Regions from separate parts of the Homo sapiens genome. Here all the other regions are linked to region 3. Evidence: read pairs that join two places in POLR2A ChIA-PET (ENCODE). Cell type or tissue: A673. All regions are shown on one strand. Links, peaks and the distances in the headings refer to the core of each region. The heading gives the core; the rest is flanking DNA. Region 1 overlaps LINC02786 (long intergenic non-protein coding RNA 2786). Region 2 has its middle 76 kb from the start of RRAGC. Region 3 overlaps MIR3659HG (MIR3659 host gene).

What was found. ChIA-PET counts read pairs that join two places held together with the same protein. Peaks named below come from ENCODE experiments on the same cell type or tissue, not always from the same donor. Only the 100,000 strongest peaks of a DNase experiment are listed, where the experiment ranks them.
Region 1: POLR2A ChIA-PET joins it to region 3 with 9 read pairs; 5 of 35 experiments call an interaction of 5 or more read pairs at or near these places.
Region 2: POLR2A ChIA-PET joins it to region 3 with 7 read pairs; 2 of 35 experiments call an interaction of 5 or more read pairs at or near these places.

Annotation. Positions count from the first base shown.
Region 1 is chr1:38,125,972-38,132,116 of GRCh38, reverse strand. LINC02786 (long intergenic non-protein coding RNA 2786) reads left to right here. Exons shown (of 6, transcript XR_001737991.3): 5 at 1,595-1,727; 6 at 2,112-2,202. Among named protein-coding and RNA genes, the nearest start is that of LINC02786, 13 kb to the left of the region's middle. RefSeq lists an enhancer at 2,991-3,491. In A673, for the core only: a CTCF peak has its summit at 2,474 (motif pointing left); no DNase peak of the experiment used is centred there.
Region 2 is chr1:38,780,621-38,786,765 of GRCh38, reverse strand. No RefSeq gene overlaps it. Among named protein-coding and RNA genes, the nearest start is that of RRAGC, 76 kb to the left of the region's middle. RefSeq lists an enhancer at 2,309-3,681. In A673, for the core only: a CTCF peak has its summit at 2,690; DNase peaks (open chromatin) are centred at 1,005 and 2,955; H3K4me3 peaks cover 778 bases; H3K27ac peaks cover 2,749 bases.
Region 3 is chr1:38,060,004-38,066,148 of GRCh38, reverse strand. All of the region lies in intron 1 of MIR3659HG (MIR3659 host gene), which reads right to left. Among named protein-coding and RNA genes, the nearest start is that of MIR3659HG, 16 kb to the right of the region's middle. RefSeq lists enhancers at 4,057-4,116, 4,347-4,436. In A673, for the core only: a CTCF peak has its summit at 1,762; DNase peaks (open chromatin) are centred at 1,718, 3,288, 3,588 and 4,018; H3K4me3 peaks cover 784 bases; H3K27ac peaks cover 4,844 bases.

The DNA.
Region 1 (6,145 bases), core at 821-5,820, 66 kb before region 3:
CTCCCCAGTTCCACCTCCTGACCCAGCCCAGGCCTTATCACCTTTTGCCTGGGGGTTTTGGCATTACTCAGCTCATCAACTGCTCAGCCTCCAGTCTCTCCTTCTCCAGTCCACACCGCACCAGAGTGAGCCTTCTAGGATGACCATGCCACTCTCCTGTGTGAAACCCTTATCAAGGGCTCCTGCCTCCATGCTATAGGATGGAGGTGTCATGACTTAGTCTGGCCGACAAAGACCCTTTACACATCACCTCTGCTCACTTCTCTGCCTCATCCCCCTACAACCCCTGCATCCTGCCATCCAGGATGAATGGTCCCCCCAAACCCAAGCTTCTTTGACACCTCCCTGTTTTGGCTCAGTTAGGACCTCCCGCCTGATACCTGAACTTTGTGGGATCAACTTCACATCCCCCAAAACAGACCTGCTGGGGACAAAGAGCATGACACACAGAGCATCAAAGTAGCAGTCCAGAAGCCCTGTGCAGGAGGCAGGGTCCAGGACCATGCCCTCCAGGACAGGCTGGGGGCCGCAGTGCCCCTCAGTGGTCATGACTTGGACCTGGGCCCAAATCCTAGCTCCAATATTGGGGCTCATCATTGAACCCCTCTGTGTCTCAGTTTCCTCACCTGTAAAATGGGGTAATAATAGTATCTACCTCCTAAATTGGTTGTGAAGATTAAAATAGTTAATTATGTAAAGGGCCTGGAACAGGCTTGTCATACAGCGTTACATAAATGCTAGCTGCTTCTATTATTATCACAGTCCATCCAAGCCCTGCCTCCTTTGACCTTGACCCTTTGATCGCCAGTGACCTAACAATTCTCTTTCTCTTGCACACACATCCTCACATACATATGTGCTGATGTATACACACACACCCACGCATACAAGCATGTGCCTTGCCAGCCTCCCCACCCTCAGAACTCTTCTCGCACTTCATGGTCCTTCTGAGTCAGTTTCAGAGCCCACGTTTCTAACTCTCTACCCATTTGCCACATCAGAGTTCAAAGTCGAAAGCTTCCCAAGAACCCCACCCAGGTTCCTCCTGCCACCCAGAGGATTAGACACATGGATCCCCAGCTATTCCTGGCCCCTGCTACACTGCTCAGCAGGTGGGGTGCTGGTGTCTGGTGGGGGGGACTGAGGCTGGTGCAGTGTAACCAGCAGGCATGTGGACAAATGGAGATGGTCCCTGGGAAGATGGGGAGTTCCTTCCAAAATGATTCCAACTCAGGAATGATGCCTCCTTTTTTGGCTCCTGCTCCAGCAGATCCCAGACTCACCCCACTCTATAGCAGACCCCAAAGCAGGAGCTCTCACACGAATTAGACATTTTTGTTTCCTGGGGAGTTTGCTGTAGTCTGGTCTGCAAAGTGCCAAGGGCTTGCTGACGTGCCATGGGCATGAAACAGGACTTCCCTCATGGTCTCACAGAAGCTTCTAGACAGGGCCCTTGCACACCAGGAAACTGTAACACCCAGCTCAGACTAGCACTTTCATACACCCAAGCGTCTAATTGGGGGGAAAGGGGGAGGGAGGTGGAGTAAAGCAGAATGGAATTTGACTCCATTACCTCCCCACTGTGTGATTTCAGGGATATCACTTGACCTCTCTGAGCCTGCTTCCTCCTGGAGACAACAGTGTATACTCAGGGCTATTGCGGGGAATGACAAGGAAAATGGATGAAAATGTGCTGGAGAAATTCTGAGGCATCAGTCAGATGAAAGGTTGTTTACCATCACCTTGGAAGCTGTGCTTGCTCTGTCCCCAGGTTCACTTTCTGCCCTGTTCTGGGCCCTCCAGGGGCCTTCCCTATGAAGTGTGTCTCCCAGGCTCTCCCACCCTCTGGCTTCCAGTCCAGGCCAGCTAATATGTGGCACCAGCAAGGAATCAAGGGCAGGAAAAGAGAGAGGTTGGGAATGTGCCTCCCATCTCCTCTCTGACTCACTGCATTCAGGCACTGGCTGAGCTATTCTATGGCCACAGCTCTGTCCAGCGGCCCCTCCTCTGTCCTTCCTTCCCTTGCCCCTTCAGGCCTAAGAGCGGCCACAGCTTCCTTCTCCCTGTTGCTAAAGTCCAGATGCTTCAGCATCTTGTATTCTTTCTCTTAGCCCTACCTCTCCCTCTCAAATCAGAGCCTGTTTGGCGAAGACTTTTCAGGTGTGCCGACTGCCCCAAGCTGACCCAGTGCGGATCCTAACTGGCCCCACCAGCATCTTCCATGCTCACCCAGCTGGCCCATGTCTTGAAGATGCCCTGGGCTCCCAGCTCTGCCACCCCAGCTTTCTGAGTCTCCATGGATCGGGATCACTGGGGACCCAGCAGGAAGAAGTTGGAGAAGATAGGAAGGCAGGACGGGACTGGAATGATTCTAGGATGACCACCCCACTGGCCCCTGCAGCAGAAGGAGCCTCAGCCTGGGCCCTGTCTCTGCCAACGCCCCCTCCTGGCAGAATGGGCAGCCTATCTGGGTAAAGACCTGCCCAGACCCCACAGCCAAGGGCAGCCCCTCAGAGATTCAGGCCAGGAGCGGCCTTTGTTCCCCACACCTGGAGCTCAGAGCTTGCTTAGCCTGCGGTGGAAGCTCTGGTTTAATTAAGGATCTTAGGAGAGAATTCTCTCTTGTTATTTTCTGAATAAATTAAGGAAGTAACTTTGATGCAATATCATTTTCATCTAATCAGGAACATTCTGAAATTACCATATTGTTTTCCATTAGAAACCCCATCAGCCCCTAAATCAGATAACCAGGCTGGAGGCTGCCAGGGCCCCTCTGTCCTGGGGCGGGTGCGTGCTGTGCTGTGAGGACACAAAGGGACTCTCTGCTCCTGCCATGATCCCTTGTTAAGTTCAGGAGATTGCTCGTGGCTCTTAGCAGGGCTCCTGGGCCTTGGCCGGGCCTGGGGAGGGGTCCCCCAGGCAAAGGGCAAATGAGGAGCCCAGGAGGCCTGCAGAGCAGGTTGGGATGGATCAGAACCTGCCTGGGAGCTTCTTGACAGTTCGGCAGGAAAGAAGGAGAGGTCAGGCTCCTTATCTTGAGCCCCCAGTCCCACCCCTGCCTAGGCAGCCTCACAGGGACCAGAGGACGGGACTCATCAGGTCCAAGCCCACAGCCAGGGACAAAGGAGGGCGACCCGAGATCGAGGATCTGAGGAAAGGCTAAAGGCCACCCATGTGAGGTGTGGCCAGAGGGTGCTGAGAATGCACAAAATCCTCTACAAAGCTCATTTCCAATCTCTGAAGCTCCCTGAAGGCTTAAGCTGAGGGGTGTCAAGACCTCAACAAGGTGGGGGCCATGGAGGGGAAAACAAGAGCATCCCAGGGCCAGAGTGCCCTCAGAGAAACGTCACTGCCACTCTCCAAGGTCTCCTCCTGGAGGGCACACTCAGGCCCTCACAGCAGGGGTAGGGACTGTGGCCAGCTGCAGCTGGAGTCCAGGACAGGACCCGAGCCCTTTCTGAGGCCATCCCAGGGCTGAGCATCACATGCTGCATCTCTTCACACACTGAGATAGAGCCAAGTGCATGCCTAAGAAAAGTCAGTGAATATTTTTTTTTTTTTTTTGAGACAGGGTCTCACTCTGTCACCCAGGCTGGAGTGCAGTGGTGCAGTCTTGGCTCACTGCAACCTCCACCTCCTGGGCTCAAGCGATCGTCTTGCCTCAGCCTCTTGAGTAGCTGGGACTACAGGCACGCACCACCATGCCTGGCTAATTTTTTGTATTTTGTGGAGACAGAGTCTCACTATGTTGCTCAGCCTGGTCCCAAACTCTTGAACTCAAGCAATCTGCCCATCTCGGCCTCCCATAGCACTGGGATTACAGGTGTGAGCCACTGCCTGGCCAACAGTGATCTTTAAGAAGTGCCTGGTAATAGAGTCAGAATCTCTGTCTGTTGGTTCGTTTGTCCCAATTCTATTTCTCGGTCACTGTGGCTTTCTTTCACTCTTGTTTCTATCTCCCATTCTCTCTCTCTCTTCCTTCCTCCCCCTCCTTGTCCTCCCTCCCCTCCCTGCCACGCTTCAGGCCCTCAAGAAGCCAAAACCCCTAACCAGAACCCAGTAGGGGCAACCTCCACCCACCCACTTGGGTTCCACCTGGCTCTGCTCCTCCCAGCGCCAAAACAGGAGTGTCAGCTGCCAGAGAGGGATCCGAGACCCTCCACAACACTCCCGCCACTGTCCCAGAACCAAGAGAACACAACCAGGCCACCAGGTGTTGTCATCCAGTCAAAGCAGAGTGAAGAAGGAAAAGGAGGGGTGGAGCAGAATGGCAAGGAGGAGGAGGGTGGTTGTCACATGGTAGAGAAAAGTGTGTGAGTGTGAGGGCAGAAATGGGAGTGAAGGTGGGGAAGGGTCCAGGAAGGATATAATCCCAGAATGGAGGGGTGGCCAGCCTGAGGGTTCTGCCAAGCCCCAGAGTCACTGGGTGTCCTTTGGAAGGGATGAGCTAACTGTTCTCCTAGTCTCTGGGCCCCAGAGTTCAGTAGAAGGCCAAGCACACAGAAAGCCCAGGAAACATTTGCTAAACAAAAAATGACTCAGAGAACGATAGGCAGAGATACTGGCAGGGGTCCCTTATAAGCACACGGGGGAAAGGGAGCTCTGAACAGCAGCTCATATCCACAAGGCAGGGAAAGCCACTACCAGGTAATGTTCTGGAGAGCAGGGTTATGGCCTTTAGCCCTGGGGCAAATGCTGTCTGCCCCCACTTCCCTGCTGGATTTGGGACTCTGAGCCCACAGAAAAGGAGCATGGCCAGAAAAGGTCACGGCTCACAGATGGATCCGTTCACTCATTATGCAAAGATGTCTCGACGGCATGCTCTGTGCGAAGCTCCTGGGTGAGGCCCACTTGCTTCCCTGTGCTTTCGGATGTGGGATGTGCATGGAGGTGGTGGGTGCCAGTGTATGCAGGGGTGGCATGGGTGCACTTATAGACGAGTGGGATGGGATAGAAGAGCATGTGTGGGGAGGGCCTGAGTGTGCTTTCAGGCATAAATGGGGACTGCTGAGTGATGACAGGGCAGCTGGGAGGGGCCCCTAGCCAGGAGGCTCGGGCCCACTCAGCAGATAGTCAAGGGTAGGAGTATTTTCTCCTAGAGCCCTCCCCCTACATTTTCAGGACACCCACAGCTTCTAGGGGGCCACCCATACTCCACCAAGCCCATGTCAACCAGTTGACTTTAACAGCCCACCTTACCACATGTGAATCTCTGGTTTCATCCAGAATCAGAAGTTACCAAGAGGTGCTTTAATGTATTTGGCTTGGTAAATACTTCCCACAGCTTCCTCCGGCTTTTCTGCCCGTGATTTCCAAGTTAATGCCTGTGAGCACACCACTGGGCACACAGTGGCATTCTTCTACTGGCCCACACTGCTGGACCAACTTCTTCCTGATTTTCACCCCCTGTCCCAAGCTGAGACAGGTCTCCCAGTTCCCCTGGTCATTTGAAAGTACTGACTTCCCTTGTTTCTGGACCACAAGTCTATGGCAAAATTCCAGTCCTAAATTGCTCTCCCCAGCCCCAGCTCTACTTCCCTGCTGCTCCCCCAAATGCACCAGCCCCCGGGGACCCAGCAGGGGTGGGCGGAGAAGATCCACTTTGGTTCACTATCGGCTATTTCCAGAAGAAGTATTGGGTAGCACTAGGCTACCCAGTTCCCTGCCTCAGCCTGGCTGGGACCCAGCCAGCGCGTTGGGACGCCCCTGCCGTGGCTGGCTGAAGCTTGTTGTCTAACCCGGCCTGGGGGTACCTGGGAGCGGGTGGAGGGTGGCCTGGCAGGGCTCAGAGAGCAGGCACACCCTGGGTGAGTTCATGCCTGCCTCACACCTCTGGTATTCCCGCTGATCCCTATCTCCTCCCCCAGCCCTCAGGTTCCTGGGGCGGAGATGCAGGCAAAAGAGGTACTGATACTACGGTCTGGCCCCAGCCAAGAGAGGGGCTGCAGCTGAGCCTCTACCTGCCCGTCCTCTGCTCCCACCGCCATCCCCACCCCATCTCCTGCCTCCGCACCGGCAGACAGACAAGGCTGGCCGCCCCATAGGAGAGACCGCCCCCCCCTCCGCCATGTACTGACCCCTCCTGGGAAAGACCCTCCCTCCCATTCCTCCCCAAGGAAGCCGGGCAAGGCAGAGGGGCCCTGAA
Region 2 (6,145 bases), core at 400-5,399, 720 kb before region 3:
CCGTGCCCGGCCATAAAACAATTATTTAATGACAATTGTGGGAGGTGCTACAAGAGAGAAATACAGGATGCTAGGAGAGTGCATAGCTGGGGATATGACCTAAACTCGGGGGGGACTATAGTCAGGAAAGGATTCCCTAAAGAAGTGGTAATGAGTTTGAGACCTCAGGAATACGGGGAAGGGGACAGAGGATATTCCCAGCAAAGGGAATGAAATATGCTCATGTCTCCAGGTAGGAAGGAGAATAGTATATTCCAGGAACTGGAAACCATCTGTCATCCTAAGGAATTGGCAGGGTAAATGCCAGGCAAAAGCATTGGCTGTGATTGCACCCACTGAGTGTGGAGGTCGAGCGTGATGTTAATGTAGCACCCTCCAGAATTCCTTCAACTCAGGGCTTCAGAGGGTCTGTTCTACATGTGACCTTCAAGAGAGGCCCCAGGTTTCTCACCCTCTCCTGGAGCTGGAGCCACAAGCCTTTCCTGGAAATGATGTCAGTTTGGCTTCCAGTTTCCAGGGGAGTGTCTGGGTAGGGTGTGGCAGATTGTAATTTCCGAAGATGGCCGCACTGTTATAAATCCGACTCATGCTCTTCTTGCTATGTGAGGTTGACCCTCTCCTTGAACCTGGGCACACCTCTCTAATGGCTTCAGCCGAGAGAATATGGAGGAAGTGAGGCTGCATGACTTTGGAAGTTAGGACATAAAATATGAGAGGTGGCATGTCTTTCCCCACTCCTCGCCTCCCTTCCCTTTCCTCTCCATTCCCATTGGGATCCCTGGGCTGCTGTGTGAGAAGTCTGACCACCTGGAAGCTGACATGCTGGAGAGATCATGTGAAGAGCTTGTGTAGAGCAAGAGGGAGATGGCTGAGGAGCCCCAGCTGGTTCCAGCTTCTAGCAGAGGCCCCAGAGATCATGGAACAGAGATAAGCCACCCCTGCTGTGTGCCCTGTCCCAGTTCCCATGAGCATAATAAGTGAATGTTTTATGCCACTAAGTTTTGAGATAATTTGTTACACAGACGTCATCACTGAAACAGTGAGTCTGGTGGGATCCTTGGAGCTTGGGGAAAGTAACAGCTTTTCATCTTGGGTGGCCCAGAGCATCCCTGGCATGTGCTGGAAGCAGAGGGGTGCTTTTTCAAATGCAGTCAGACCTTGCAATCTTAGAATTTGGATTTGGTTTAGTTTCTAATCAGGCTTGGGCTAGAACTCCCCAGAGCACTTTCCATCAAGAAGGGATTTTTGAAAGCAAATAGGAATGGCAACTTGAGTGAGGGGGGAGGGCTTTAGTTACCTAAGAGGAGGACTGATGTTGAAGAGACCCAGCCAAGTGTGCGTCACTATTTACACATAAACGATTGATATGCTTACCACAAATCCTTGTCTATTCACCAAAGCAGGCCCCTAAGGACCTAGTTATGGAAACTACAACTAGGTTTGTTAGACTTAGAGCTTGGCTAATGTCAATCTTGTCACTTGTACTTTAAAAAGTAGTAATTGATGAGTATTCTCCAGTGGCTCTTAAAATCCAATTTTTACTTTTTGAGATGAGACCAGCCAGCCCTTGTGCTGGTCTCATGTGGACAGTCATTTCTACTTCTTTTTTTGTTTGTTTGTTTTTTTAAGAGATGGGGACTCACCCTGTCACCCAGGCTGGAATGCAGTGGCACAATCATAGCTTACTGCAGGCTTGAGCTCCTGGGCTCAAGCACTCCTCCTGCCTCAGCCTCCCGAGTAGCTGAGACTACAGGTGTGCACCACCATACCCAGCTAATTTTTTAATTTTTCGTAGACATGGGGCTTCACTATGTTGCTCAGGCTGGTCTTGAACTCCTGAGCTCAAGTGATTCTGTCGCTTCTGCCTCCCATAGTGGTTGGATTATAGGTGTGAGTCACCATGCCTGACCAATTTCTATTATTTATTGAGAGCTTCAAATGTGCCAGGCAAGTGCTGTGCTAGATGTTTGTACCTGGAACATTCTCATGTAACCTTTGAGGGAGATTCTGTAATTATCCTTGTTTTGCAGATGAGATCATGGGTCAGAGGCGTAAAGTGACTTGTTCAAAGTCACCCAGCAGTGTGACTCCAGTGCCTGAGTGGGAGTGGGTCATCATGATGATTCAGCCTCTCCAAGGGAACCAATCTTTCCAAACCGTCTGGTGGAGAACAGATGGCACAGCACCCAGGAGTCCCCGAGCTGCCCAGCCTCAAAGATGCTCCATGTATGTACATGGGTGGGAGGCCTTGAGGTGCCAGAGCAGTGGGGTGTGTGACCTTGGATAAGTCATGTCTATCTCTTTGGGTGGTTGGGTTTGAAGCTCTGTAAACCCTCTTCCCAGTCTTGTCACAGAGAGGCTCTCAGAGTCTGTGGTAGCAAATATCCCTTTAGGTTGCGGCTCCTGTTTGCAAAGCATGTTACAGATGCCTTAATTAATTATTCAGGCTGACATCTCCACCTCCAAAATCAGAGGGTTGAGAAAAGATCATAGGAATACAATGAATGTGAACTTGGCTGATAATGGCTGGTCCCAGGGTGGTGAGAAGAGAAGAAAACCCTCCAAATTGGTCTTCCCTTACACTTTGGCCCCGCTTCCGCCAACGGCCAAGATAAAACTGTCCTCCTTCAATAATTAATGAGCAGGATCCTGCGCTCCTGGCCTGGATCCCCCGAAGGAGACCCCTTGCGGTGGCTGCGCTTCCGGAAGCTTGCGCGCGTGTGCACACTCACGTGTGCCAGCCCGGTCGGGGGCGCGAACACTGAGTCACGGCGGCTGACCCAGCAAAGTGCTGGGAGTGTGACCGGAATGAAGGGTTGCTCTGTCTGTCTCCGAGGTGGCATGGCAGATCAAATCACAGCGGATCAGGCGCCGAGATGTTGCCTTGCTCTGAGTGACAGAAGTTAATAATTAGTGACAATGATTGACAGATACACTCCATCTGCTGCTCTGACGCCTAGGAGCAGTTATTCCACAACTGTCTGCGGGCACAATGAACTCCCCCGGGAGCGCGGGCTGGCCCGTGATTGACAGCTGCCTCCAAGAGAGACAGGCCACTGACGGGAAAGCCGCTGTCAGCAGAAGCGCTCCGTTCCCCCCCCCAACCCCCCTCCTGTGTTCCCGAGGAGGCTCACTCGCTGTATACATTTATTCTGTTTCATTTATCATGTCAGCCGTGGCTTTAAATAGATTACTAGCTAGCCTGTTTTTTAACTGGAGAGTTTTCTATCGGTAAATTAGAAATATCTACCTATGTCGGACTACTTCCTGGGATGCAAGCCTTCCTCTTGTTTGTTCTCTAGATAGATCCAGGAGAGGACGAGGAGCTTGCTTGGGGTTTCAGGTTTAACTGATCTTTCCATTAAAATCAAAATGGAATCTTTAACCAGAAGCCCTGTAAAAGGGATTGAGTGTTACTTGGTAAACTTGGGCTCAAAAGTCCAGAGTGAACTATGAACTATTTATTCCCTAAGAAAATAACATATCTCTGAGGGTGCCTTTGGATGACATAAGATATTCGTGTTTTTAGACAATAAGAAGGATTCCTGGACAATTCAGAACCCCAGCGTTCTCAGGATGAACTGTTTATTCTCTTGTGGGTTCATAGTCAAAATCTGGTACTAACTAGCTGGAAACTCTTAAGTGTGGGTTACAGTTCTATCTAGACCAAAGTCCTTGCCCCCATTTCTTTCCTGAATATTTTTATTCTAAATTAAGGCTTAGCTTCAAACCAGTAGCAGGAGGACTCTGATACCTTCTAGCTCCATTATAAATAGGAAAACAGAAACATATATATTTCTACTAGAGGAATTGTCGTCACCTAATTGTTCCTACTTATAATTTGTTTGGCTTTCTGGAAAAATGCATTTTAATTTTGCTTCATTTAGGATCCCACAGATATGCTTTCCGGGCCGTCACTTACTCCCCTCTCTCCTTTCGTCCCCTGATGCCTCAGCGTAATTTAGAGGACTGTCCATCTCTGTTATGAATAAAAGCCTACTTAAATCCTGCTATTTAAAATACAATGAACCCTGTTTATATTGATCTCATTCAGAATGTTTTCCCGCATATGATGTCCATCTTTTAAAGTATGGGTCATGTTTCCTCTTAAGATGTTTTCTTATCTTATTCCCCTAAAATGATATAAACAGTTTCAGGATTCTTGATAATTAGGTATGCGGGTAAAGAAAAGACATCCTGTTCTTTTTCAAGTTTTTTAATGATCAGGATACCAGAAAATGAAGTCATAGGGACCACAAATGTTTGTTTCTCATCCAGGGACCTGCTTTCCCTCTTGTTTCTATAGCAAGGAAATTTACAAGGACATACGATGTTAGTGGCAACTTAGCCCACCCCTCCAGGGGTGAGTCAGCCTCAGTGTTACCCCAGAATGTTAAAATTGTCCTGTCTCCCATTGTTAAATGTGCATCTCTGTGTCCTGCAATAAACAAGAGGGCATGAAACACATGTACAAGTGTGTGTGGCTGTTTTCGCTCATATCTTTTCTAGAGAGACTTTGAAGAAGGTGTGTGGATGCAGCTCATTTGTTTGTTTTTTGGACCATCAGGTAGAATGTCACCACCCTCCATTTCCTTACTTAGGACCTGCCCCAGTTAGGGTTACAATGACCAAAATAGCCAGCCAGGCACTGTGCCAGTCCCACTGACACAATGGGAAACAGAGACCCTCAATAGTGTACCATCTATTGAGAAATTGAATCAGTAAACAGGAAGTATACCGTCTCATGACTAATGCTGATTTGGGGGAAGAATGTGGCTGAGGGAGCCTGCAGGAGAGGCACTCAGCTGGTCCAGAAATCTTTCTAAGAGGAAACCTGATGAAAGGGACTGGGGTGCAGGGAACAGCAAGGGTGTTTCAAGCATCAGAAATGGCTGGTCGGAAGGACCTAGCCAAAGTTCAAGTGGCTGCTGTGGAAGGCTGAAGAAGAAGCTGAAGTCACATCACTGAGGCCTTTTCTGCCATGCCAAGGAGCCTGGACTTAAGAATCTGTACTTTAGGAGGATCACTCTGGCTACAGTGTGGAAAATGGTTTGGAGTGGATGTGAGACAGGAGGCAGTGTGTGATTAGAAGGCTGTTACAGGTATGACCTGGGTTCAGGGAGCAAAAGACGTCAAGGAGAGGCACAGGCTTTAGTAATCGCAACCGAGTGAGGTCCTGCTGTCTAACTTGAGTAACTGGATGGATGGGGAGGCTGTGCTTTAAGATGAGGAACTTATGAGGAGGAGCATGTTGGGGTGGGAGGAAGATGAAAATTTCAGACATGTTGAGTGTGAAGTGCCTGCAGTCCAGGCCAGCTTCATGGGTGTGTGACCCGGGTGGTCGCCCTGTGCTCAGGAGGGCTCTGAGTGTGTTTGTATGCTCTTCTATCACCATCTTGAAATTCTTAATACATTTTTTTTTATCAGGGGCCTTGTGTTCTCATTTTCTTCTGGGTTTGTGTGCAGTTCAGCCAAGTGGAAAAGTCAGGCAAGCAGCTTGGGATCTGGTTCTGGCAGTCAAGGCTGGAGAAAGAAGCCCGGGATGCTTCAGCATAAGGAGAGGTACTTAAAACCCTGGGAGAGGATGGGCTCACTGCGGGACAGCATGAGGAATGAGAAGAGAAAAGAGTCACGGGTAAGATCCTGAGATCCCCAGCACTTTAGGATCAGCCTCTAAGAGGGTGGGACCTCCAAATGCAAAGACCCAGTTACCTGTTGCCATGTTTTGCCTTTTGAGATGAGGCAGTGAAGGTTAGCCACTGTCTTAGGTCTGAGGAGCGTCTGGATTGGTCTCAGGTTATCAGCTAAATGGCAAATCCAAACAGCACATGAAAAAAAATTATGAGAAAGTATCTATAGCTATTATTAAAGACATTTGCAGCACTCTCCAGATTTCAAAGTATCTTCATCCATTCATTCAACAGATATTTATTGAGGCTGGGCATGGTGGCTCACACCTGTAATCCCAGCACTTTGGGAGGCTGCGGCAGGAGGATTGCTTGAGCCCAGGAGTTCAAGACCAGCTTGGGCAACATAGCGAGACCCAGTCTCTAAAAAAATAACAAAAACAAAAACAAATAAAAACAGATATTTATTGAGTATCTACTATGTGTCAGGCACTGTGTTGGCTGCTAGGGATGTATCA
Region 3 (6,145 bases), core at 464-5,463:
CATCTGATCCCTTAGACACCCAGGAAGGCCAAACCCTGGCCCCCAACAACAGAACTGGGTATACAGAGGGAGATATGAGCCTGGAGCAGTTGTCACCTCTGAGACAATCCATCCCTAAGCAAGCAGAGCCTCCCTGCCCACAGATGCCACGTCCCGTCTCCTAGCCATGGACCCCAAGGAGAGGGGAGAGAAGAGGCTATGGGGCTGAGAATTGAGCCTTGAGCCCAGCTTGGGAACTGGACACCAGGGCCTGGGTCTTCCTCAGCCCAGAGCATTGTATGACCTTGGCCCAGCCCTCTCTGCCTTGTCTGCAGAGTTTCCAAGTGAGGAGCTTGCACTGCATGAGGTTATAGGGATACAGGGCAACACATGAGACTCCTTGTTCACTAAGGAAATAACTCCTTATGTGTGTGTGCATCTCTTAGACATGGGATCTACAGCCCAAACAACCTGGAGGATCAGGTGTTATCTTACAACTAAAAAAATAATAATAATGATAATAGCTAACACAGGCCATTTTGTGTTCTAAGTACTTTGATATAGATTAACCCATTTTGTCCTTATTACCCAAGGTCACCCAGCTTCTGACAGGCAGAGCTGGCATGTGAACCAGGCAGTCTGGCTCCAGCACCCTAACCACCACACCTCCTGCCTCTCTGGTGGAGCACAAAGGTGCCAGAGTCATCATCACTCAAAACCATCAAGCACCTTTCATGTGCCAGGCAGCACAGGGCCCTGCCCCTTCTGAGCTTACCCGCTAGGGGACGAGTTCTCTATGAATTTTCTTCTGGGAATGCACAGAGGGGTTTTGCCCAGGGTGGGGAGGGCTGGATGAACATTCCCTCCTACTACGACTTCTCCCTGATACACAGATACCTGTCTGATGTCAATAAGAATTAGAAAGAAAACAAGGATGTGAGGGAGGGGAGCTGAGCTGAGTCCAGGCTGGTGTCCAATGGTTAGCATTAGTGTCATAGGTCAGAATCCCTGGAAATACTCTGAGACTGTGAGATTGGCATTGGCAAGGCAGAGCGGGCATGCCCAAGGTCACGCAAGGCTTCTGGGCTGAGAAACACCCAGGCTCTGGTGTCCCAATTCCAAAGCTGGGCTCAAGGATCAATCCTCAGCCCCACAGGGTAAGCCTCTTCTCTCCCCTATCCTTGGGGTCCATGGCTAGGGGATGGGACATGGCATCTGTGGCCAGGGAGGCTCTGCTCACTCAAGCTGTACCACCTCTGAGTTGTCTCAGAGGTGACAACTGCTCCAAGTTCACATCTCTCCACCAGTTCTGTTGTTAGGGGCCAGAGTTTGGCCTTCTTGGGTGTCTAATCTCACAGCCTCACCGTTTCTGGGGGAGTTTACTGGGGAGTAATCCCAAGAACAACAGGAAGCGAGGGAAGCAGGGTTGGGCAAATGGAGAAATTGATCTGCCATGCAGTCATACCAAAGGCCTCAGCCAATCTCCCAAGGACCTCTGGAACTGGGATGGCCCTTCAGTAGTGTCACAAGTTGATGCAAGGGGACTTGGCCTTTGTACAACTCCCCCACTCCTACAATCAATAGGCCATTGGATACAGGCTGCCCCCAGGGAGGAGGAATAACGCTGGGCAAGGTTCTCCCCCCACTTCCATCAAAGGCAATTCCCTGAGACGGATTCAGCTGTGAGTCATCCACAGCCCACACACCCAGAAGCTGGGGAGCGAGCGCCTCAGACCTGAAGGGGAATCTGAGCATGCACCACAGCATCCACTACAGTCAGCAGCCGGGACTTGAGAGCGACGCACCTCCTCCCAGGAAACAAAGCAGCACTGTCATGGTGGCAGGAATGGCGAGCACAAGCCTGGCCCGGGAACACAGCTGGGGAAGTCTCAGTCACTGCAGGGACTTGGGCCCAGCTGGGGGCTCTGTCTCTAAGCCACTCACCACCCCCACCCTGTGTTACCCACTCCAGCCAGTCCCAGTTCCAATTCCAGCTCCCCGCCCCATCCTGCAGCGTGGAGATCTCCAACCCCATCTCAGCCCGGCTATCAGGAGGCCTGAATGAGTTTTGGCAAGTGGGAAAGTTTGTTCGCTGTAGGGTGCTGTCCACACAGGAGGGGGCTTTTATTAAGCTATCATTACTCTCTGCATCCCCTGCCTTTGAAAGACCTGCTTCCCTGAGCCCACCACACCGGCTTTCTTCCCTTGCCCTGGACTCCCCTCCCCTGATCCTTCTCTTCTCAGTCCTTTGAATCTTCCCTCTCTCACTGACTCTGTCTTGCCTTTCTGAGACTCTCTCTCTCTCTCCCCCACTCCCCCCTCACCCCCTCAATCTCCATATCCCTCTGCTCTATCTGCATCTCTATCTCCGTCTGATTTGGGTCTTTTGCCTTTGGGCCCTCTGCAGTTTCACTTCCAGCCAACACAGCTCACCGCCTAGTCTGTGTGCTGCCCCACATCTGCTGTCCAAGCCAGGTCTGGCTGGGGTCGGGAGGACTGGCCTCAACTCTCAGGCCCACAGCAGCTGCTGGGTTCAAAGCTCGCCCACCCACCCACCCCTCCAAGAACAGAGATGGCAACTACCCCAATCCTTCCTGGTTCCCAGGCAGGCCCAGAGTCCCAGACTTTTTTTTTTTTTTTTTTTTTTTGTTTCGTTCTTGTTGCCCAGGCTGGAGTGCAATGGTGCAATCTCCACTCAGTGTAACCTCTGTTCAAGTGATTCTCCTGCCTCAGCCTCTCAATTAGCTGGGATTACAGGCATGTGCCACCACGCCCAGCTAATTTTTTGTATTTTTAGTAGCAATGGGGTTTCACCATGTTGGTCAGGCTGGTCTCGAACTCCTGACCTCAGGTGATCCACCTGCCTCAGCCTCACAAAGTGCTGGGATTATAGGCATGAACCACCATGCCTGGCCCCAGACTGTTTGTTTACTATAGTAGTGTGGAGAGGTTCTGCAGCAATACAACTGTATCACTCTAAAAGCTTGGTGCTGGCTGGAGGCCAGCAGCCCCTCAGCATCATGGGCAGGCTGCCAGGCAACAAGGCCCTGCCCCTGGAGCAGTGCAAAGCCCTGGCCCTGCTCACCTGGCGACCACATTGGCACACTCCACAGCTGGGACTGAAGGTCATAGGCCTGGTGCAGCAGGAGTGGCAGCAGCATGCAAGATTCCCCACTAACCAGGGTGCCCAAGCCAGGCAGCTGCTGCCAACCCCACAGCCAACACAGAGCCCCTCCTCTTGGCTCTACAGAGATGGAGGGACTTCACTTCACAAGGAGCTCTCTACAAACCTGGTGAGGAGAGGAAATGCACAAACAGAGGGGTCATAAAAGCATAAACACTGACGAGCTCCCAGCACACTTACTCCACAAGCATAACTGAGCTGGTGGCTGCATCAGGCAAGCAGTCAGTGGGTGGGTGGGTGGGTGGATGGATGGATGGATGGAGAGAAGGAAGGAAGGAAGGAAGGAAGGAAGGAAGGAAGGAAGGAAGGAAGGAAGGCAGGCAGGCAGGCAGGCAGGCAGGCAGGATGGATTATGGATGGTTGGATAGATGGATAGACGGATGAATGGAATGACAGATGGAGCCATGGTTTCCAGGTTAGCGTAGCCCATCATACAAGACCTTCCTTTTCCTTCACCCCACCCAGAAAACCCCCTTTTTCCAGGTTTATTTATTCACCAAAGTCTATTGGAACTGTCAGATCTGTTCCACGGCCTCTGAATTTTGAGCAATTTTCTATTTAATCTTTTCTGCCCCTTTTCCTCCGGAAGAGGGTGAGGAGCCCAGGTCATGGGCACAAGCTGGGTGCACAGGCACAGGTGGGCAGTTAGGAACTGAAAAGTCTGCCCTGGCTGAGGCCCTGTGAGCTGATCATCGTAAGGAAAGGACAGAGTCAGCCGGGCACAGTGTGAACCGCCCTGCTGCCTCCAGCAGAGTTAGTGAAACCACAGGGAGTGTTCGGGGACTGCCCCATCAGAAAATGGAAGTTTTTCTTTTCTCCCTGCCAGCAGTCTCAGCCCTGAACTGGAACGTGGCTCCCTAGGCAGAGTCCAAAAACAGGGCTTAAGCTACACAAATGGGTTGGAGGGAGGCCAGGAGCTGAGTGGTAGAGAAGGAACAGAGAAGGTACAACTGGAAGCCCCCTGGGAGGGGATGTTCTGAGGCAGGCCTGACTGGAGAGCACCCTTTCTAGCCTGTCACTGGGTGGCTCCCAGGAGGCTAACAGCCTGCGCTTAGGCAGGGCCCAGTCAGGACGGGAAAGACCCTGCAGCAGTCATGTTCTCAGAACTGCCCCACCTCACCCACTGTGGAGATCCTGGTCTTCCTGGGTGGCACATACTGGGTACCTGAGGTGGCTGGGAGATGGGAAGAAGGTAGAGGAAACAGAGGAGGACCAGCTGTCTCCCCAGACTTCCCCAACTCAATGTGGTGCTGTGAAGACTAAATGAGATAATATACATAAAGTGCTTAGAAGCAGTGAGCACCAAATAAGTGTTAGCCACTGGCATCTAGGATAGTGCCTGGCACAAAGCAGGCACTAAATGTTTGTTGAAGGAATAAATGAATCCTGCCCCCACTTAGCTCCTCTACATCAAATACTGGAGAATTGGAGTCAATATTGTCTCTACAGCTACTGTGGAAAGTGGATGTACACATTAAGTTCATTCCCACCGCAGGGCCTTTGCACTTGCTGTTCCCTCTGCCAGGAGTGATTTCCCACACATTTTCACATGGTTCAGGCTCTCACCTGATTTAGATCTCTGCAGCTGGAAATAAGAAAGGGCTCTGACCATTGCCTGCTGGGAGAGCTCCCCACTTCCCAAAGTTGTCTCTCCTTCTCTAGTCCAGGACCCTCACCAAGTCCATAAACACACACACACACACACATACACACACACACGTATATCCAGGCCATCCTGACTAGACAGCCTCAGTGTCCCTACCCTATCCAGGGCTGGGCCTTGAGCCAACAGAGGATCTGGCCTGGCAGGTGGTCCCACCCATCTGCTGATGGCTGTCAGTGTCCCTGCATGACAAGGGCTCACTCAACTCACAGCAGAGGTCATGCTCTGTTCCCAACCGTCTGCCCTCCCAATTGGCCTTGGCAAAAACCACAGTACCATGCAAACACGAGGGTGCAATGAACCAGGATTTAAGAATCCTTGCTGTACCACTTAAGAAAAAAACACTTTTACTGAGCACTTACTGTGTGCCAGCCACCATGCTAAGCTGTCCACACACTTGAGCCCATTTAACTCACAAAAACTAAATGATCTTGGTTTTATCCTTATTTTACACCTAGCTGAGGCAGAATAAACTGGTCAAGTGCTTGGGCTCTGGAATGAAACAGAGCTGGGTTCAAATCTAGACTCCTCCACTTACTTGCTGTGTGACCTTGGGCAAGTTACTACAGCTCTCTGATCCCTGCTTCTCCCCTGTAATGAGGAGACATGACATTAACTGCCTGTCTGGGCTCTTGTGAGGATTAAAGGAGATAATGGGTGTAAGTACCGCATGGTGCCAAGCACAGAGCCTCCACCAAGGTCGGGGTCTGCCCTTCCCTCCTTATCTCACCAGTTCTCCTGCCAAAGTTTACAGGCTAGGACTGATCTTCTCCACAGTTCCAGACACAGGGCTGGGCACTGCCAGCACACAGAAAATTCTTGCTGATTGGCAGATTTTCTCAATTCCTGTCCCAGGCCTTGATTGCAGAGAGCACTCCCTTTCTCAGAGCTTCTAAGCAGAGGATTCCTGCCCTGGGCAGCCCCGGGGGGCAGGCACTCTGCAGAGACAGCCTCTGAGCTCTGCCTTGTTTGGAAGCCTTTCCCACCACCATGAGTCCTAGAACCTGAGCTTGTCCTGGCTCCCTGGGTCTGAGTTCCCACCCAGAAAATGTGGCCGCCACCCAGGCTCCTCCAAGACCATGGCCAACTGTGGGCCCACAGTCACTCACCCCAGTGCCTGGAGCCCTGACCTGCCCCCAGTCCCTTGGCTGGACCCTGCCACATGCTAACAGACATCCCCGACTCACACCAGCTGCCCAAATCACGCTAGAATAACAGGCTCCAGGCTGCTCACCACGCCCTCTATGGCTGCCAGCCACTACCTATGGCTGCCAGCCACTACCCATGGCTGTCACTTTCAGGCCACCCGAGAACCCCCA